2 separate regions of the Homo sapiens genome follow, and region 2 is linked to region 1. Evidence: read pairs that join two places in POLR2A ChIA-PET (ENCODE). Cell type or tissue: OCI-LY7. All regions are shown on one strand. Links, peaks and the distances in the headings refer to the core of each region. The heading gives the core; the rest is flanking DNA. Region 1 has its middle 31 kb from the start of SLC25A33. Region 2 has its middle 16 kb from the start of LINC02606.

Region 1 (9,177 bases), core at 2,179-7,178:
CTCACTGCAACCTATGTCTCCCATGTTTGAGCGATTCTTCTGCCTCAGCCTCCCTAGTAGCTGGGATTACAGGTGTGCACCACCACAACCAGCTAATTTTTTGTGTGTATTTTTAGAAGAGATGGGGTTTCACTATGTTGTCCAGGCTGGTCTCAAACTCCTGACCTAAAATTCACTCTTGAGATTTTTTCATTCACTCAAATGATCGACCCACCTCGGGCTCCCAAAGTGCCGGGATTACAGGCATGAGCCACTGCACCTGGCCAAATTTTTTATTATTTAAACAACCACTGCTGCTTTCTTCTGGGGTTCCAGGGTGAGGCATGAGGGGTGCAAGTGGACAGCCTGGGGGGAGAAGCACCACCGTCCTTAGAGGCTGTGGCTGTGGGCAGGGCCAGGCTGGGTCCTCCCCATCACAGGGGTCTCAGTGAGCCCACCACACCCCGGGCCCTGTTTGTCGCATGGTCCCTTCCGAAGCAGCCCTGTTTGTGCACTGCCAAGCCTTCAACATCCACCATCGCTCCTGTTTCCATGCCCCCATATCAAGCCATGGGCCAACATTTTCTTTCCATTCACACTCAATGCCACACCTGTACCAGGAGGGGCCGGGTCTCCAGGATGACTTCCAGTGCTGACCTCTCAATCGCCACCAAGCATCTCTCTCCCATCCAGGGTACTTACTGTAGGGATCTGCGGGGGCAGGAAGAGGAGCTGCAAGAGAAGTCCTTCCAGGCTGGGCCCGGGGCTCACGCCTATAATCCCAGCACTTTGGGAGACCAACGTGGGCAGATCGCCTGAGGTCAGGAGTGCGAGACCAGCTTGGCCAACAAGGTGAAACGCCATCTCTATTAAAAATACAAAAATTAGCCAGGTGTGGTGGCACATGCCTGCAATCCCAGCTACTCAGGAGGCTGAGGCAGAAGAATCTCTTGAACTGGGAGGTGGAGGTTGCAGTGAGCCGAGATGGCAGCACTGCATTCCAGCCTGGGCAACAGAGTGAGACTCCATCTCAATTAAAAAAAAAAAAAAAAAAAAAAAAAAAAAAGGTCTTTCCAGGCAGGGCCACGAGAGTCTTTCAGCATCATTTCCAGGCCTTGCCACTGAAGGCTTGAACGTAACCCTTTAATCCTCCCGCAGCCTCTCAGGCCCCCCTGGAGTGCGAGTCAGTGCACAGAATTGAAGATCTCAGGGACAGGGCCTGGCCGGTGGCTATACATGTTACATTCTCTGTGCTCCTGTATCAGGTGGCCAAGAGCAAGAGCCCAGGAGGGAGCCACAGCAGGCCCCACCTGCTCACACAGCAGGGCCCCACCAGCCACCTCTGCGGCCAGGACACTCACCCAGTCTGAGCCGCTCTCCTGCACTGGCAAAACCGGAATATAGCAGCACCTACCTTACAGATTATTCCAAGGATTAGACAGTGTAAATAGATAAAAGGCTTAACCTACATAGTCCCCAGCCTGTGGTAAACGCTGCTTTATTTGACAATACATTATTGATGAGGTGCTGAGACCCAGAAGAACTGTATTAATTTCCTGTGGCTACTGTAACAAATGGCCATAAACTGGGTGGCTTAACACAACAGAAATTGAGTCTCTCACAGTTTCAGAGGCCAGAAGTTCAAATCAAGGTGTTGGCAGGGCCACACTGTCTCCGAAGGCTCTGGGGCAGCACCCTTCCCTGCTTCTTCCAGCTTTGGGAGGCTCCAGGTGTGACTTCACCTGTGGCTGCGTCACCCAACCTCTGCCTCTGTCTTCCCAGGGCCGTCTCCTCTGCATCTGTGTCTCCCCTTCTGTTTTTTATAAGGACACCAGTCATTGGAATTAGGGTCCAACCAGGCATCCAGAATGATCTCAACTAGAGGTTCTTTTTCTTTTTGCTTTTTCCTTTGAGACAGGGTTTCACTCTGTCACCCAGGCTGGAGTGCAATAGTGTGATCTCGGCTCACTGCAACCTCCGCCTCCCGAGTTCAAGCAATTCTTCTGCATCAGCCTCCCATGTAGCTGAGATTACAGGCACACACCACCACGCCTGGCTAATTTTTTGTATTTTTAGTAGGGACGGGGTTTCGCCATGTTGGCCAGGCTAATCTCGAACTCCTGACCTCAGGTGATCCGCCCACCTCGGCCTCCCAGAGTTCTGTGATTACAGGCGTGAGCCACCCCGCCCGGCCTCATCTAGACGTTCTTAATCACATCTGCACAGACGCTTTTTTCAAATACGGTCACAATCGCAGGTTCTGGATGGACATATATTTGGGGCGCCACCGTTCAACCCACTATAGTGCCTAATGCCCAGGTGAGTTCCTAGTGAAAGAGAAGCTAAACCCATTTCCTTCCACACCCATGGGAGGCACACGGGGACAGCAAGGTCAAGAAGGGCAGCACGTGTCCACGGTGGCCACTGACACTGAGAGCTTGTCCGTGAGGCTGTAAGTCCTGCAGGTCTGCATGCTGGACCTTGAAGGAGAGCAAATTCTCTGTAATTGCTCTGAAAACCCACCTGGACTAACGGTGTCCCCCTGGAACGGGCTCCTCTGATGCATGTGACAGTCCCTCTCGATTCACTTCTGAAACTGGTTTCTGCCAGGTGCAGTGGCTCACACCTGTAATCCCAGCACTTTGGGAGGCCGCGGGTGGATCACCAGAGATCAGGAGGTCGAGACCTGCCTGGCTAACATGGTGAAACCCCATCTTTACTAAAAATACAAAAATTAGCATGATGGGGGGTGCCTGTAATCCCAGCTACTCAGGAGGCTGAGGCAGGAGAATCACTTGAACCCGGGAGGCAGAGGTTGTGGTGAGCCGAGATCACGCCATTGCACTCCAGCCTCGGCAACAGAGCGAAACTCCATCTCAAAAAAAAAAAAGAGAAAATAAACTGATTTCCTTGGGTGCTTTACTACTGTTTCCTAACTGCAGCTGCAATCGCATCTACATTCAATCTGGCATCAGAAACTGGCCTCCCTCCAAGGCAGGACAACAGCCCCACAGACCAGGTTAAAATTCTGTCGCTTGCAAAACTGTCCCAGGTTCCAATCTTGCTTTAGTATCTTAGAGGGGAAAGAGATGACAATTAAAGGCTGAAACAAGTGTGACTAGCTCTCCTTTGTGCATGGCCTCTTTTTTTTTTTTTTTTTTTTTTTTAAGATGGAGTCTTGCTGTGTCGCCCAGGCTGGATGCAGTGGTGAGATCTCGGCTCACTGCAGCCTCCATCTCCTGGATTCAAGCGATTCTCCTGACTCAGCCTCCCCAGTAGCTGGGACTACAGGCGTGTGCAACTGCACCCAACTAATTTTTGTATTTTTAGTAGAGATGGGGTTTCATCCTGTTGACCAGGCTGGTCTCAAACTCCTGATCTCAAGTGATCCACCTGTCCCAGCCTCCCAAAGTGCTGGGATTACAGGCGTGAGCCACCCCGTCCGGCCTGCCTGTTCCCTTTCATTCCTGCTCAGTTTCCATCACCCCACAGCCTGGTTCCATGTGGTATCCAGACTTTGAACATGCACCCTTGGAATAAGCCTCTTCAGCTGGTCCTGTGTTGGCCTGAAGCTGCTTGACCCAAGTTGGAGTTTTCACAAAAGTGACTCTATAACTCTGAATCACCCTGAGAATTCACACAGTGACACCTCCCGTTGATGTGTATTATGAATCTAAATAAATACTGTCTCAAAGCGATCAGTAAGGGTTTTGTTGTGATTAGGTTTTTGGTAACAGCTTTATTAAGCTATCATTCACATACCATACAACTCATACATTTAAAGTGTACAGCTGGGTTGGGTGCAGTGGCTCACACCTGTAATGCCAGCACTTTGGGAGGTCGAGAAAGGCAGATTGCGTGAGCTCAGGAGTTCGAAACCAGCCTGGGCAACCTGGTGAAACCCTGTCTCTACAAAAAATACAAAAATTGGCTGTGCATGGTGATGCACGCCTGCAGTCCCAGCTACTCAGGAGGCTGAAATGAGAGGATGACTTGAGCCCGGGAGGCAGAGGTTGCAGTGAGCTGAGATTGCACCACTACACTCCAGCCTAAGGGACAGAGCCAGGCCATGCCACAAAAGAAAAAAGTGGACAAATTGTATGATTTTTAGTAGACTCACAGAGTTGTGCAACTATCACCACAATCAATTTTGGAAGATTTTCATCACTCTAAAAGAAGCCATATCCCTTAGCTGTTACTCTCAATTCTCCCTTCCCCAGCTCCTGACAACCCTAAACTTTCTGTCTCTGTGAATTTGCCTTCTCTGCAAATCTCTTTTTTTGAGATGGAGTCTCACTCTGTCTCCCAGGCTGGAGTGCAGTGGCATGATCTCGGATCACTGCAACCTCTGCCTCTCGGGTTCAAGCAATTCTCTTGCCTCAGCCTCCCAAGTAGCTGGGATTACAGGCGCCCGCCACTATGCCCAGCTAATTTTTGTATTTTTAATAGAGACAAGGTTTTACCATGTTGGCCAGACTGGTCTCAAACTCCTGACCTGAAGTGATCTGCTCGCCTTGACCTCCCAAAGTGCTGGGATTATAGTTGTGAGCCACTGCGCCCGACTCTGCAAATCTCTTATAAATGGAATTACACACTACGTGATCTTTATCCTCTGGCTTCTTTCACTTGCTTTTTTTTTTTTTTTTTTTTTTTTTTGAGATGGAGTCTTGCTCTGTTGCCCAGGCTGGAGTGCAGTGGCGCAATCTCGGCTCACGGCAAGCTGCGCCTCCTGGGTTCACGCCATTCTCCTGCCTCAGCCTCCGGAGTAGCTGGGACTACAGGAACCCGCCACCACGCCCAGCTAATTTTTTTTGTATTTTTAGTAGAGACGGGATATCACTATGTTAGCCAGGATGGTCTTGATCTCCTGACCTCGTGATCCGCCTGCCTCAGCCTCCCAAAGTGCTGGAATTACAGGCATGAGCCACCGCGCCTGGCCTACCATGATGTTTTCAAGGTTCATTCATTTCATAGCATGTATCAGTACTTCATCCCTTTTTATATGTATATTCCATTGTGTGGTAATATACTATGTTTCATTTTTCCATTCATCAATAGATGGACATTAGCATTGTTATGTTGTTTGGTGTGATGGTTAATAATGAGTGTCAAATTGATTGGATTTGGATGCAAAAGTATTGTTCCTGGGTGCGTCTGTGAGGGTGTTGCCAAAGGAGATTAACATTTGAGTCAGTGGACTGGGAGAGGCAGACCCACCCTCAATCTGGGTGAGCACCATCTAATCAGCTGTCAGAGCAGCCAGAATAAAGCAGCCAGAAGAAGGTGGAAGGACTAGACTTGCTGAGTCTTCTGCCTTCATCTTTCTCCCGTGCTGGATGCTTCCTGCCCTCAAATATCAGACTTCAAGTTCTTCAGCTTTTGGGATCTTGGACTTACACCAGTGGTTTGCCAGGGGCTCCCAGGCCTTCGGTCACACATTGAAGGCTGCACTGTTGGTTTCCCTACTTTTGAGGTTTGGGGACTCAAACCGGCTTCCTCACTCCTCAGCTTGCAGACGGCCTATTGTGGGAGTTCACCTTGTGATCGTGTGAGTCAATACTCCTTAATAAACTCCCCCATATATATATATATATCTATCCTGTTAGTCCTGTCCCTCTAGAGAACCCTAATACATTTGGCTGTTATGAAAAATGCGGTGGGAGTATTTGTGTAAGCAAGTTTTTAAACTATTGCTTTTTGGCTGGGCACCATGGCTCACACCTGTAATCCCAGCACTCTGAGAGGCTCAGGCAGGTGGATTACCTGAGGTCAGGTTCGAGACCGGCCTGGCCAATATGGCGAAACCCCGTCTCTATGAAAAATACAAAAATTAGCTGGGCGTGATGGCACGCGCCTGTAATTCCAGCTACTCGGGAGGCTGAAGCATGAGAATCCCTTGAACCTGGGAGGCAGAGGTTGCAGTGAGCCAAGATCGAACCACTGCACTCCAGCCTGGATGACAGAGCAAGATACCATCTCAAAAAAAAAAAAAAAAAATTATTGCTTTTCTTTTGGATTCACCAGCCAGATAATGTACAAATGTCCTTAAGAGAACCACAGGCACCGTCTTCTCTACAACACAAGGAGAACTTGGGTTCTAAACTCCTGCAGGTGCTTCACGCAGGGGCAAACCCAGCTTAAGCTGCAGGGACTCCAGCAATGGGCCTCTCCTGGTCAAATGTTTTTGCCAAACTTGCAAAGGGGAAGTGGTTAAATATGAACCCTTTCCATTTTGACCTCCCACTGTGCGTTGCCCCTCCCGTCAGGGATCATTACAATGGATGCAGGTGTTTGGAATCTGATGAGAAGGTGGGCTAAGTTTGGTGGTGAATATCTATGCGGTTTGTCGTCAAGTCTGTGTATGTAAAATTCTTATAGAAAAGGCTTCTGTAGCCAGGTGAGGTAGTGCAGGCCTGTAGTCTTAGCTACTCAAGAAGCTGAGGCAGGAAGATTGCTTGAGGCCAGAGTTCAAGGCTACAGTGAGCTATGATCACACCACTGCACTCCAACCTGGGCAACAGAGCAAGACCCTGTCTTTGAAAAAAAAAAAAAATGTCTGGGCATGGTGGCTCATGCCTGTAATCTCAGCACTTTGGGAGGCCAAGGCGAGAGGATCGCTTGAGCCCAGGAGTTCAAGACCAGCCTGGGCAACATAATGAGACTGCATCTCTACAAAGACATTTCAAAAATTAGCCAGGCATGGTAGCATGAACCTCTAGTCCCAGCTACTCAAGAAGCTGAAGGGAAGACTCACTTAAGCCCAGAAGGTCGCCGTTGCAGTGAGCCGTGTTCGCACCACTGCACTCCAGCCTGGGTGACAGAGCAAGACTCTGTCTCACAAAAAAAAAAAAAAAAAAAAAAAAATAGAAGAAAAGACTTCTAGAAACACTTTCACCATCCACTACAGCTCACCCTGAACAATGACAGGTCAGTGCAGGGTCAGAAAATGTGCGGCCAAGTGTAGGGGAAAGGATGCTGGGAACGCCGGGCTGCTGATTGATTTTTTTAAAGATTGTTTTTTTTTTTTTGTTGGCCAACCTGGCCAACATGGCGAAACCCCATCTCTACTAAAAATACAAAAATTAGCCGGGCGTGGTGGTGCATGCCTGTAGTCCCAGCTACTCAGGAGGCTGAAGATTGCTCGAACCCAGGAGGCGGATGTTGCAGTGAGCAGGAGGTTTCAGTGAGCTAGGATTGTGCAACTGCACTCCAGCCTCGGCGACAAAGTGAGACTCTGTCTCAAAAACAAAAACAAAAACAAATTCGGCGCATCCACCGCTGGCCAGCCTTTTCCTCTCAGAAGTCCCCTCTCTCTCACTAGAGAGAGAGCTGTGTTCCTCTTTCTTTCTCTTTCTCTTGCTTGTTGAACCTCCACTCCTAAACGCCTCATGTGTGTCCGTGTCCTAAGTTTTTCTGGGGCAAGACGATGAACCCCAGGGTATTTACCCCAGACAACGTAGCCGCTTCAGAAGGGTGGGCCTGGGACCCAGCACAGGGGGCAGAAGAGAAGGAGCCACAGAGGAGGCCACGCCAGGCAAGCAGGGAGGGCGGAGGGAAAGCGGCAGAGGCAACGCCAGGGGAAAGAGAGCTTTCATCACCTGGAAGCCATGGAATCCCATGATGGGTTCTTTCTGCCCTGCTGAAACTGCCATGACAAAATTTGAAAGAGAGCTGACCTAACCAACTCCATCTTGCTTCTAATCTCCAAGCTGTCCTGGTTCACTCCGGGGTGTAGGCTGAACTAACTTTGGGGAGAACTTAGTTTACAGTTTATTTTTATTTATTTATTTATTTATTTATTTATTTATTTTTTTTTTTGAGACGGAGTCTCGCTCTGTCCCCCAGGCTGCAGTGCAGTGGCGCGATCTCAGCTCACTGCAAGCTCCGCCTCCCGGGTTCACGCCATTCTCCTGCCTCAGCCTCCCGAGCAGCTGGGACTACAGGCACCCGCCACCACGCCTGGCTAATTTTTTGTATTTTTAGTAAAGACAGGGTCTCACCCTGTTAGCCAGGATGGTCTCGATCTCCTGACCTCGTGATCCGCCCGCCTCGGCCTCCCAAAGTGCTGGGATTACAGGCGTGAGCCACCACGCTTGGCCATTTTTATTTTTATTTATTTATTTTTTTGGAGACAGGGTCTTGCTGTGTCACCCAGGCTGGAGTACAGTGAGCCGAGATTGTGCCATGATCGAACCTCCACCCACTGGGTGTAAAAAGTAAAGTAGAAGTTCCTCTTAAAAGATGTTCTTCCCTGTCTAATTAGGAATAAATAGTAACCTCTCTTAGAAGCAAAATTTATTCAAAGACCTGTGCTAATATTCTTGAATATCTGCTAGCCATAATAAAGAAATCAATGTACTTTATGTTCTTAGCTCCCACAATTTAGCCTAAATATTTGCTCTGGCATGCTTATACTGGTCCAAGCAAGCATTAGCTCATAGCCTGTTCCTCTTCCTTATTTGAAGGTGTTTTTACCTTTCTCAGCATTCCACGAGTTACTTCCCCCTTCCTTTGTTCTCCTCTGTTTTTGCCTTTTTTAGAAGTTTTAAGTTGCTAGCAAATCAGGACAAATACAGAATACGAGGTTCCGTTCCAGCCAATGGAAACCAGACACAGCAGTAGGGTGGACGCATCAGGTTATAAATGACCCTGTCTCCTTTGTTCAGTGTACTCTCATGGCAAAACTGCTGGCGAGTGTACCCTTTCTGCAGAAAGTTAAAAAATGGCCTTGCTAAGGAAATTAAATTTACGTTCAAGTGCTATTTCTTTATGGCACCAGGGAACAGGCATTCCTAACACGGGTTCAAGTGATTCTTGCACCTCAGCCACCTGAGTAGCTGGGATTACAGGTTTGTGCCACCATGGCCAAGCTAATTTTTTGTATTTTTAGTAGAGACAGACTTTCGCTGTTAGCCAGGCTAGTCTCAAGTGATCTGCCTGCCTTGGCCTCCCAAAGTGCTGAGATTACAGGCGTGAGCCACTGCACCCTTTTTTTTTAATAGTTTAAAGCAAAGATAATAACAGCCCTTTCCCCAAACAAACATTATTCTTGCCTAGGAACTAGACTGCCTTTGTAGGACTAACAGATTAGCCAAAAGATTAGGAATGATGGTTTAGGAGTCATGCAGCTGCAAACTACAAGATTCTGACCCTCCCCAAACCGCTCCTGGGGATAACATCACTATTGTAAAACCTAAA
Region 2 (9,177 bases), core at 2,764-7,763, 95 kb before region 1:
GGAGGCCAAGGCAGGCAGATCACGAGGTCGGGAGTTCGAGACCAGCCTGGCCAATATGGTGAAACCCCATCTCTACTAAAAATACAAAAATTAGCCGGGCATGGTGGCATGCGCCTGTAATCCCAGCTGCTCAGGAGGCTGAGGCAGAGGAATTGCTTGAACCCGGGAGGAGGAGGTTGTAGTGAGCCGAGATCATGCCACTGAACTCCAGCCTGGGTGACAGAGCGAGATTTAGTCTCAGAAAAAAAAAAAAAAGAACTAGTTTCCACCTCAACTCAGACACACATGTCGCCTTTCCAAAGGGTTCCAGCCACAGGGCCATCGCTGAGCTGACATCGTGGAGCCCTGTCTCTGTGGTAAGAATTTTCACATCCATGGCCACATTCTGTGCTGTGCGGGGTAAATGCTGAACAACCAGCTATCTGGAGGGCAGGTTGGGGTGGGGGAGAGTACACATACATATGTGAACATAGAGTATAAATCCTACCACAAATAAGTGCTTGATTACTACCTGACCCAACAAAAGAAATAGCTCATAGTTTTTTTTGGTTTTTGTTTTGTTTTGTTTTGTTTTTTTTGAGATGGAGTCTTGCTGTGTCACCCAGACTGGAGTGCAATGGCGTAATCTCAGCTCACTGCAACCTCCACCTCCCGGGTTCAAGCAATTCTCCTGCCTCAGCCTCCTGAGTAGCTGGGATTACAGGCGCCCAACACCACACCCGGCTAATTTTTGTATTTTTAGTAGAGATGGGGTTTCACCATGTTGGTCAGGCTGGTCTCAAACTCCTGACCTCGTGATCCACCCACCTCGGCCTCCCAAAGTGCTGGGATTACAGGCGTGAGCCACTGAGCCTGGCCCAGAAATAGCTCATGGTATTGATGAGTGAGTGTGATTCTAATATGAGGGTTGATTGGCATTTTCATGTATGTCAATGAGTAAGAAACAGTGAAACAAAAAAGACATTCGGCAGGCCCTTTAAATCTGTGGATTTCACATTTATGGATTCAACTAACCATGGATCTAAAATATTCATTCAAAAAAAATGGACGGTTGCATCTGTACCAAACATGTACAGACTTCTTATTTTTGTCATTATTTCCTAAACAATACAGTATAACAACTATTTACACCGCATTTACATTGTATTAGGTATTATAAGTAGTGTAGAAATGATTTCAGATATACGAGAGGATATGTGTAGGTTATATGCAACTACTACACCAATTTATATAAGGGATTTGAGCATTCGTGGATTTTGGTATCCAAGGGAGGGTCCTGAAACTAATGGGTCCAGATGGGACAACAAGGGCTCAGGGAAGGAAGGTAAGTGGTTGCCCAAGATTGAAGCTTATAAATGTCAGGATCTGAGGTCGGGAGTTCAAAACCAGCCTGACCAACATGGAGAAACCCCGTCTCTACTAAAAATACAAAATCAGCCGGGCGTGGTGGTGCGTACCTGTAATCCCAGCTACTTGGGAGGCTGAGGCAAGATAATTTCTTGAACCCGGGAGGTGGAAGTTGCGGTGAGCCTAGATTGCGCCGCTGCACTTCAGCCTGGTGACAGAGTGAGACTCCGTCTCAAAATAAAAAAATAAATAAATAAATGTCACAGCCAGGGTTTGAACTCACACCTGGAGCCTATGCTTCCAAACTCTCGGCCTGCAACTTGCCAGGGCCCAGCTTGCCCTTTGGTGGGTGGGAGTGATAGAGTTGGAGGCCCCATCCTGTTCAGGTCCAGCTCCAAACCTCACAGGCCTGGCCTGACACCTCCACTGTTCTGTGTCCTCCAGGTCCTGGGCTCCTTCTTCCACCTGGGTGGCTGGGTCTGGGATACCAAGGGACAACTATATATTGGAACTTTACTTTTTTTTGCTAAATTGGATAACAGCTTTGAATACTGGGAGAATAGTTCCTTATCTTTTGTACTATTCACAATGTTATTGCTAGAAGTACAATTCACTTTCAAGTTTAATTTGCAATATTAACTTTTTGTTTTGGAGTCTCACTCTGTGGCCCAAGCTGGAGTGCAGTGGCACAATCTCGGCTCAGTGCAACCTCCACCTCCTGGGTTCAAGTGATTCTCCTGCCTCAGCCTCTCAAGTAGCTGGGGTTACAGGTATGCGACACCACACCAAGCTAATTTTTGTATTTTTAGTAGAGACAGGGTTTCATCATGTTGGCCAGGCTGGTCCTGAACTCCTGACCTCAGTGATCTGCCCACCTCGGCCTCCCAAATGCTGAGATTACAGGTGTGAGCCACCGTGCCTGGCCAATATTAACATTTTCTCCATTGCTTTCTTAAATCTAGAAAATCAACAAAAGAGTAAAGAAAGCCCTGGCTGAGAGCATTTGCCCATTTCTGTGGTGTAAATACTCCCAGCGCAGTTGGTTTTGAGGTCCCAGAGTGACATTGTTGAATGTGGAGTTGGGAAGAGGTGTTCAGTAGCCACCATTACTAGCACTTCCACAAGGCAGAGACCATGGATATAAATAACCTCAGGGCATAGGTAAAATGTAGTAAGATAATTAGGAAGCCAGGAGTCTTGAGTCTTTAGAGCTTTGTTTTTAATATAATTTATTTAATCGTAAGTGTATAGAACTTAATTGTTAATGATGGCTGTATTTACAAACTGGCTCCAATGATTTCTGAAAATCATCAGTCAACCCTCCTGAGTCAGTACAAGTCAGCTCCACCGTGCCGTGAACCCATTCCCCTACAGCTCTATAGGAAAGGTCTTACTAGCTCTATTTTACAGCTCAGGAAGCTGAGGCTCAAAGGCCACAGAGCAAGGCCTTGAGTGCAGGAGGGCTTAATGCTGAGATGATTGGAGTCCTGCACAAGTTACTTAAGTCGGGTAGCGTGAGCAGAAACTGAACCACAAGTGTGTTTGGGGATTTGTGGTGTCAGGAAACACTTAAGATACTTCTCTACCAGTCTGGTCTGGCCTCCAGATAGCACAGTCCCTGCTTGTATAATGCAGTAGAATAAAGTTGCAACAGTCGGCCTGCAAAAGAAGATAACGTGGTGGCAGAAAGCCCTTTGACCAGGACACTACCACACTACCATAACACCACACCACCACACTACCAGAACACCACACTACCACACCACCACAACACCACACCACCACACTACCACACCACCACAACACCACACCACAACACCACACTACCACACCACACTACCATAACACCACAATACCACACTACCACAACACCACAACACCACACGACCACACCACCACACTACCATAACACAATGTAGGAGAGACCTGCCCACCTCTCTCTTTTCTTTTCTTTTCTTTCTTTCTTTTTTTTTTTTTTTGAGACAGAGTTTCACTCTTGTTGCCCAGGCTGGAGTGCAATGGCATAATCTCGGCTCACTGCAACCTTCACCTCCCAGGTTCAAGCGATTCTCCTGCCTCAGCCTCCCAAGTAGCTGGGATTACAGGCATGAGCCACCACACCCGGCTAATTTTGTATTTTTAGTAGAGATGGGGTTTCACTATGTTAGTCAGACTAGTCTTGAACTCCCAACCTCAGGTGATCCACCCGCCTCAGCCTCCCAAAGTGCTGGGATTACAGGCATGAGCCAGCGCACCTGGCCTTTTTCTTTTTTTTCCTTTCTTTCTTTTTTTTTTTTTTTTTTTTTTTTTTAGACAGGGTCTTCCCCTGTTGCCCAGGCTGGAGTACAGTGGTGCAATCTCAGCTCACTGCAACCTCTGCCTCCCAGGCTTAAGCGATCCTCTCACCTCACCTCCCAAGCACCCTGGACTACAGGCAAACTACAGTTTGGCTCTGTGTCCCCACCCAAATCTCATCTTGTAACTCCTACGATTCCCACGTGTTGTGGGAGAGACCCGGTGGGGGGTGATTAAATCATAGGGCAGGTCTTGCTCGTACTGTTCTCGTGACGGTGAATGGGTCTCATGAGATCTGATGGTTTTAAAAAGAGGAGTTCCCCTGCACAAGTTCTGTCTTTTTGCCTGCCGCCATCCATGTAAGATGGGACATGCTCCTCCTTGCCTTCTGCCATGACTGTGAGGCCCCCCCAGCCACATGGAACTATAAGCCCAATTAAACCTCTTTCTTTTGTAAATTGCCCAGTCTTGGGTATGTCTTTATCAGCAGCGTGAAAATGGACTAATACAACTTCTAATATTAAACATTAAAATAGGCGGGGCATGGTGGCTCATGCCTATAATCCCAGCACTTTGGAAGGCTGAGGTGGGCGGATCACAAGGTCAGGAGTTCAAGACCAGCCTGGCCAACATGGTGAAACCCCACCTCTACTAAAAATACAAAAATTAGCCAGGCACAGTGGCAGGCACCTGTAATCCCAGCTACTCGGGAGGCTGAGGCACGATAATCGCTTGAACCCGGGAGGTGGAGGTTGCAGTGAGCCGAGATCACGCCACTGCACTCCAGCCTGGGTGACAGAGCAAAACTCTCAAAAAAAAAAAAAAAAGGTGGAGTGGGAGAGGTGGCTCAGGCCTTCACCTTGGCAAGCAGCCAGCTTGTGGGCTCAGCCATCAATTCTGGGGCACCTTGGTGTCTGAGGCCTCCTCAAACCATTAACAATGGTTTTAAAAGTACCATCTCAACCTAAAATAAATGTCTAATGGATTCAAGGGGACATTGCTAAAGAAAGTCATCTTACATTCCAACACACCGGCCCGGTCATGAGACCAGGTCTGCAAAACGTTGTTCTCCTCCCCTTAGACATGAGAGAGACAGAAACAAAGTCTGGGGCGGCGGGTGAGGGATGGGGTGACCAAAAAAAGTACTTATTCCACACACAGTGGATGTTTAGCAGATGTTTTTTGGATAGACTTAAGCTTTTAGACAATGAAACAAAAATAATTCTTCCCATCATCACAAAATAAAAATGTGACCACATCCCTCTACCACGTCCCCTTGGGGCTTGGGAAGAGCGTCTGTCCCATAAATCCTCCAATGGGCCTTTTGTGTGCCAGGCACCGTGCTGGGCACTGGAGCACACTTACAAGGGCAGCCCCTGGGCGCCTGCTCCTCCTGCTCTGGTCCCCAGCCCAGCCCCCCCCGCAGCCCTGTCCTCACCCTGACCCAGCAGGGAGGGCCTCGCTGGCCTGACCTGTTTTGCCTTCTAAGTGGAAACAAGCCGCTGAGCTACAAGGGAAAGTCGGCTCTGGGCAAAGCCCAGTGACTCTCGGCTCATGCTCACCTCTGACCAAGAAAGAAACACAGCTGTGGTTATCAGAAAGCTGCTGAGAGCTCAGGATGGTGGGGGTGGGGCGGAGGCTGGGAGGAGGAGGGCGGGTGTAGGGGGAATAGAGAAGCTCTGAATCACAGAATCTTATTCTTGGGGGCAGATGTGGCCACAAGCTGGGACGGGACTGGGGTGGGGACAGGGAGTCTTATCCCCAGTGTGCATGGCATTTCTTAGGAAGAGCAGAGAGCCCCTGAGCCTGGGAAGGGTGAGCTGGCCTTGCTTGTGGGGGTGAATGAGTCGCCAGCCCTGCAGGGCCACTTGAGTGCTGCCAACAGATTCCCAGGGGCCCAGGGCAGCCAGCTCTGGCACAGCCTGGTGGCAAGTATCCCCACCTGAGCAGGGTGAGGCCGGGCAGGGCCCAGCAGGCCCCGGCCCCACCAAACCTCCGGGGCCAAATCTGCTGCTGATTGGCCAACTCATGGAACCGAAACGGAAAATCCCCCACCCGTGGCCAACAACTGCCAAACCACTTGAAAGAGGCAAAAGTCTCCCACGGGTTAGAGGCTTGAGATGTTGCAAAGGTCAGGATTCATTAGCAAATGGGTTGCTTAGAGGTCCCTGGAAAGGGAGGCAAGAAGCAGGACCAGGGCCAGGAGGCTGGACTGGAGAAGTTGGGCCTGGGATCAATGAGGGGCAGCGTTCTGCTGGAGGATGGTGAGGTGATGGGCTCACCCTGGCCCGAGATCCTGGGCAGGGAGCAGCTCTCACCCCACAGGCCTGGGCCAGCCGCCCAGCGCTTCCCAGAGCTGCAGGGAACTTCCAGGGAACTGAGACCTCCAAGCTCAGAGAGAATGCCTCCAAAATTCCTTGGGATTTTTCTTCCCTAGTCAAAAGCCTATCTATTTATAGATGTGGAAATATGTGTGGAGAAAGGACTGGAAGGAAATACATGAAATGTTAACATGTTTTTCTTCTTCTCCTTATTCATATTGTTTTACGAAAAATAAACATGACTTTCAAGATAAGAAAAAAGATATTTTTAAAATATAATTAATCTTGATATGTTATTCATGTTGTTATAGAAAAGTGCAAAGCTGAACTTACCCATAGTGCTGTTAACCACGAACATTTTGCTGTGTTTTCTTTTCTTTTTTCTTTTTTTTTTTTTTTCGATATAGGGTCTCGCTCTGTCGTACAGGCTGGAGTGCAGTGGTGCAATCTTGGCTCACTGCAACCTCTGCCTCCTAGGGTCAAATCCATCTGCCTTGGCCTCCCAAAGTGCTGGGATAACACGCATGAGCCACTTTGCCTGGCCTGCTGTGTTTTCTTTTGCTGTTTCTCCTATGAAGACATTTGGGTGTAAGGTTGTTGTTCATGCTGTATTTTATTTTATTATTTTATTTTATTTTTGAGACGGTTTCGCTTTGTCACCCAGGCTGGAGTGCAGTGCAGTGGCACAATCATGGCTCACTGCATGCAGCCTCAACCTTCCAGGCTCAAGCAATCCTCCCACCTCAACCTCCTGAGTAGCTGGGACTACAGGCACATGCCACTACACCCGGCTGACTTTTGTATGTAGAGATGGTGTCTCCCTATGTTGCCCAGGCTGATCTCGAACTCCTGGGCTCAAGCAATGCTCCAGCCTTGGCCTCTCCAAGTGCTGGGATTTATGGGCATCAACCACTGTACCCAGCCTCATGCTATATTTTACATTATTAGAAAACTTGATATGTTACCAGAAAGGCATCATAACCATCTTTTAAAATATCTATGTAGGCCAAGTGTGGTGGCTCACGCCTGTAATTCCAGCACTTTGGGAGGCCAAGGTGGGTGGATCACTTGAGATTAGGAGTTCGAGACCAGCCTGGCCAACACGGTGAAACCCCGTCTCTACTAAAAATACAAAAATTAGCCGGTTGTAGTGACACATGCCTGTAATCCCAGCTACTCGGGAGGCTGAGGCACAAGGATCACTAGAACAAGGGAGGTGGAGGCTGCAGTGAGCCAAAATTGCAACACTGCACTCCAACCTGGGCAACAGAGACTCTATTTAAAAAGAAAAAAAAACTCTAATATTTATTCAGTAGATAATGCCATTATTCATTTAGCCATTCTCCCATTTGAAGGTATATCTATAGGTATACCTATAGGTAGATAGTTTCCAGCTCTTTGCTATTATAAATAATACTGTTGTGAACATCTTTATGTGGAACATTCTTTCTTTTTCTTTTTCTTTTTTTTTTTTTTGAGATGGAGTCTTGCTCTGTTTCCCAGGCTGGAGTGCAGTGGCACAATGTTGGCTCACTGCAACCTCCACCTCCTGGGTTCAAGCGATTCTCCTGCCTCAGCTTCCCGAGTAGCTGGGATTACAGGCGACTGCCACCTCGCCTTGCTAATTTTTGTATTTTTAGTAGAGATGGGGTTTTGCCATGTTGGCCAGGCTGGTCTTGAACTCCTTCCCTCAAGTGATCTGTCTGCCTCGGCCTCCCAAACTGCTGGGATTACAGGCATGAGTCACTGTGCCCGGCCATTCTTTCATCTTTTGAGATGATTAGATTATCTTAAGTCAAATGCTCATATTTCCAAATGTGGGATTACAGCATGAAAGGTTGCCACACACTAAGCAGGAGAGTGAACTTGAACCCAAGTTAGTCTAAGTCCAAAATGCCCATCTTTAATCCTGCCAAATGTTTCTGGTGGTGGTGGTGGTAGTGGTGGGTTTTGTTGTTGTTGTTTGTTTGTTTTTGAAACGGAATCTTGCTGTCACCCAGGCTGGAGTGCAGTGGCCCAGTCTCAGCTCACTGCAAGCTCTGCCTCCCAGATTCAAGCGATTTTCTTGCCTCAGCCTCCCAAGTAGCTGGGATTACAGGCGCCAGCCACCATGCCCACCTAATTTTGTATTTTTAGTAGAGACGGGGTTTCACCATGTTGGCCAGGCTGGTCTCAAACTCCTGTCCTTAGGTGATCTGCCCGCCTCAGCCTCCCAAAGTGCTGGGATTACAGGTGTGAGACACTGCGCCCAGCCCCAAATGTTATTATATTTAAAGAAAAATGGGAATGAGGCTTCATTGAGGACGGGGCAGGGGGTGCGATCTCTCCCGCCCCCGACGTCCCACCCACACACATGGCTTTCACCATCAACAATGGTGTTGACCTGGAGCCTAGCCTGGCCCCATTGGACAGGAGGGTGAAGTCGTGAGAGACTCCCCAGTATAGTTGAGAGTCAAGATCTGTGCAAATGAGCAGCTTGGACCAGGCAGGAGAAACACTTTGCATGGCTTCTCGAAGGAGGTGAGGCATAAACCGCATCTTCAAAGATGGGCAGGGTTTTGGCAAGCTGGGTGAGGGAAGGCATGGGCCAGGGCAGGGGGCATGGTGTCCTGGCTTGGCAGTGAGGCCCCATCCAGGGTAACCCGGAAGGCGGAAAGCAGTGAGACGCAGGCTGAGGGTGGGTGGGGACAGTTCCAGAAGGGCACATGCTTAACGTGTCCCCGGTGCATCCCTGGGGACATGAGACAAGATTCCCTCCCCCTTTATTTTTCAGTGACTCGAGTATTTCCAAAGTTTCTTGACCTTTCACTCATCTCACCTCTTGGTTGCCCCGCAAGTCTCCAGGGTACCTCACCTTTCCCACACCCATTTCCCACCCCATGCTCCCTGTGCCTCCCTCAGCCACAGCCTCCTTCCCACACCCTCTCCAGTTTCCACTTTCCCGCAGTGACTCCGTCATCTGTCCCAGCCCCAGGAAGGCCGCCATGCCCCGAAGGCCAGCTAACCCCATGGCCGCTATGTGTCCTGGTTGGATCAGAGAGGGAGCAAGACTCCCACACACATATGCATGCTCATACATTCGTACGCACCACACACACGCTCACACACACTCCTCCATCTTCACATGCTCACACTCACTCGCTCACATTCACACTCCTCCAGTTGCTCAGAAGAGCCATGCCCTTACTGACCCACGCAGAGGGGCAGAGAAGGA

What was found. Peaks named below come from ENCODE experiments on the same cell type or tissue, not always from the same donor. Only the 100,000 strongest peaks of a DNase experiment are listed, where the experiment ranks them.
Region 2: POLR2A ChIA-PET joins it to region 1 with 7 read pairs; 3 of 35 experiments call an interaction of 5 or more read pairs at or near these places.

The regions. Positions count from the first base shown.
Region 1 is chr1:9,504,120-9,513,296 of GRCh38, forward strand. No RefSeq gene overlaps it. Among named protein-coding and RNA genes, the nearest start is that of SLC25A33, 31 kb to the right of the region's middle. In OCI-LY7, for the core only: no CTCF peak of the experiment used is centred there; no DNase peak of the experiment used is centred there.
Region 2 is chr1:9,408,054-9,417,230 of GRCh38, forward strand. No RefSeq gene overlaps it. Among named protein-coding and RNA genes, the nearest start is that of LINC02606, 16 kb to the right of the region's middle. RefSeq lists enhancers at 4,553-5,486, 5,487-6,418, 5,574-5,853, 5,864-5,993, 9,005-9,177. In OCI-LY7, for the core only: no CTCF peak of the experiment used is centred there; DNase peaks (open chromatin) are centred at 2,858, 4,619, 5,218 and 5,678; H3K4me3 peaks cover 1,746 bases; H3K27ac peaks cover 4,506 bases.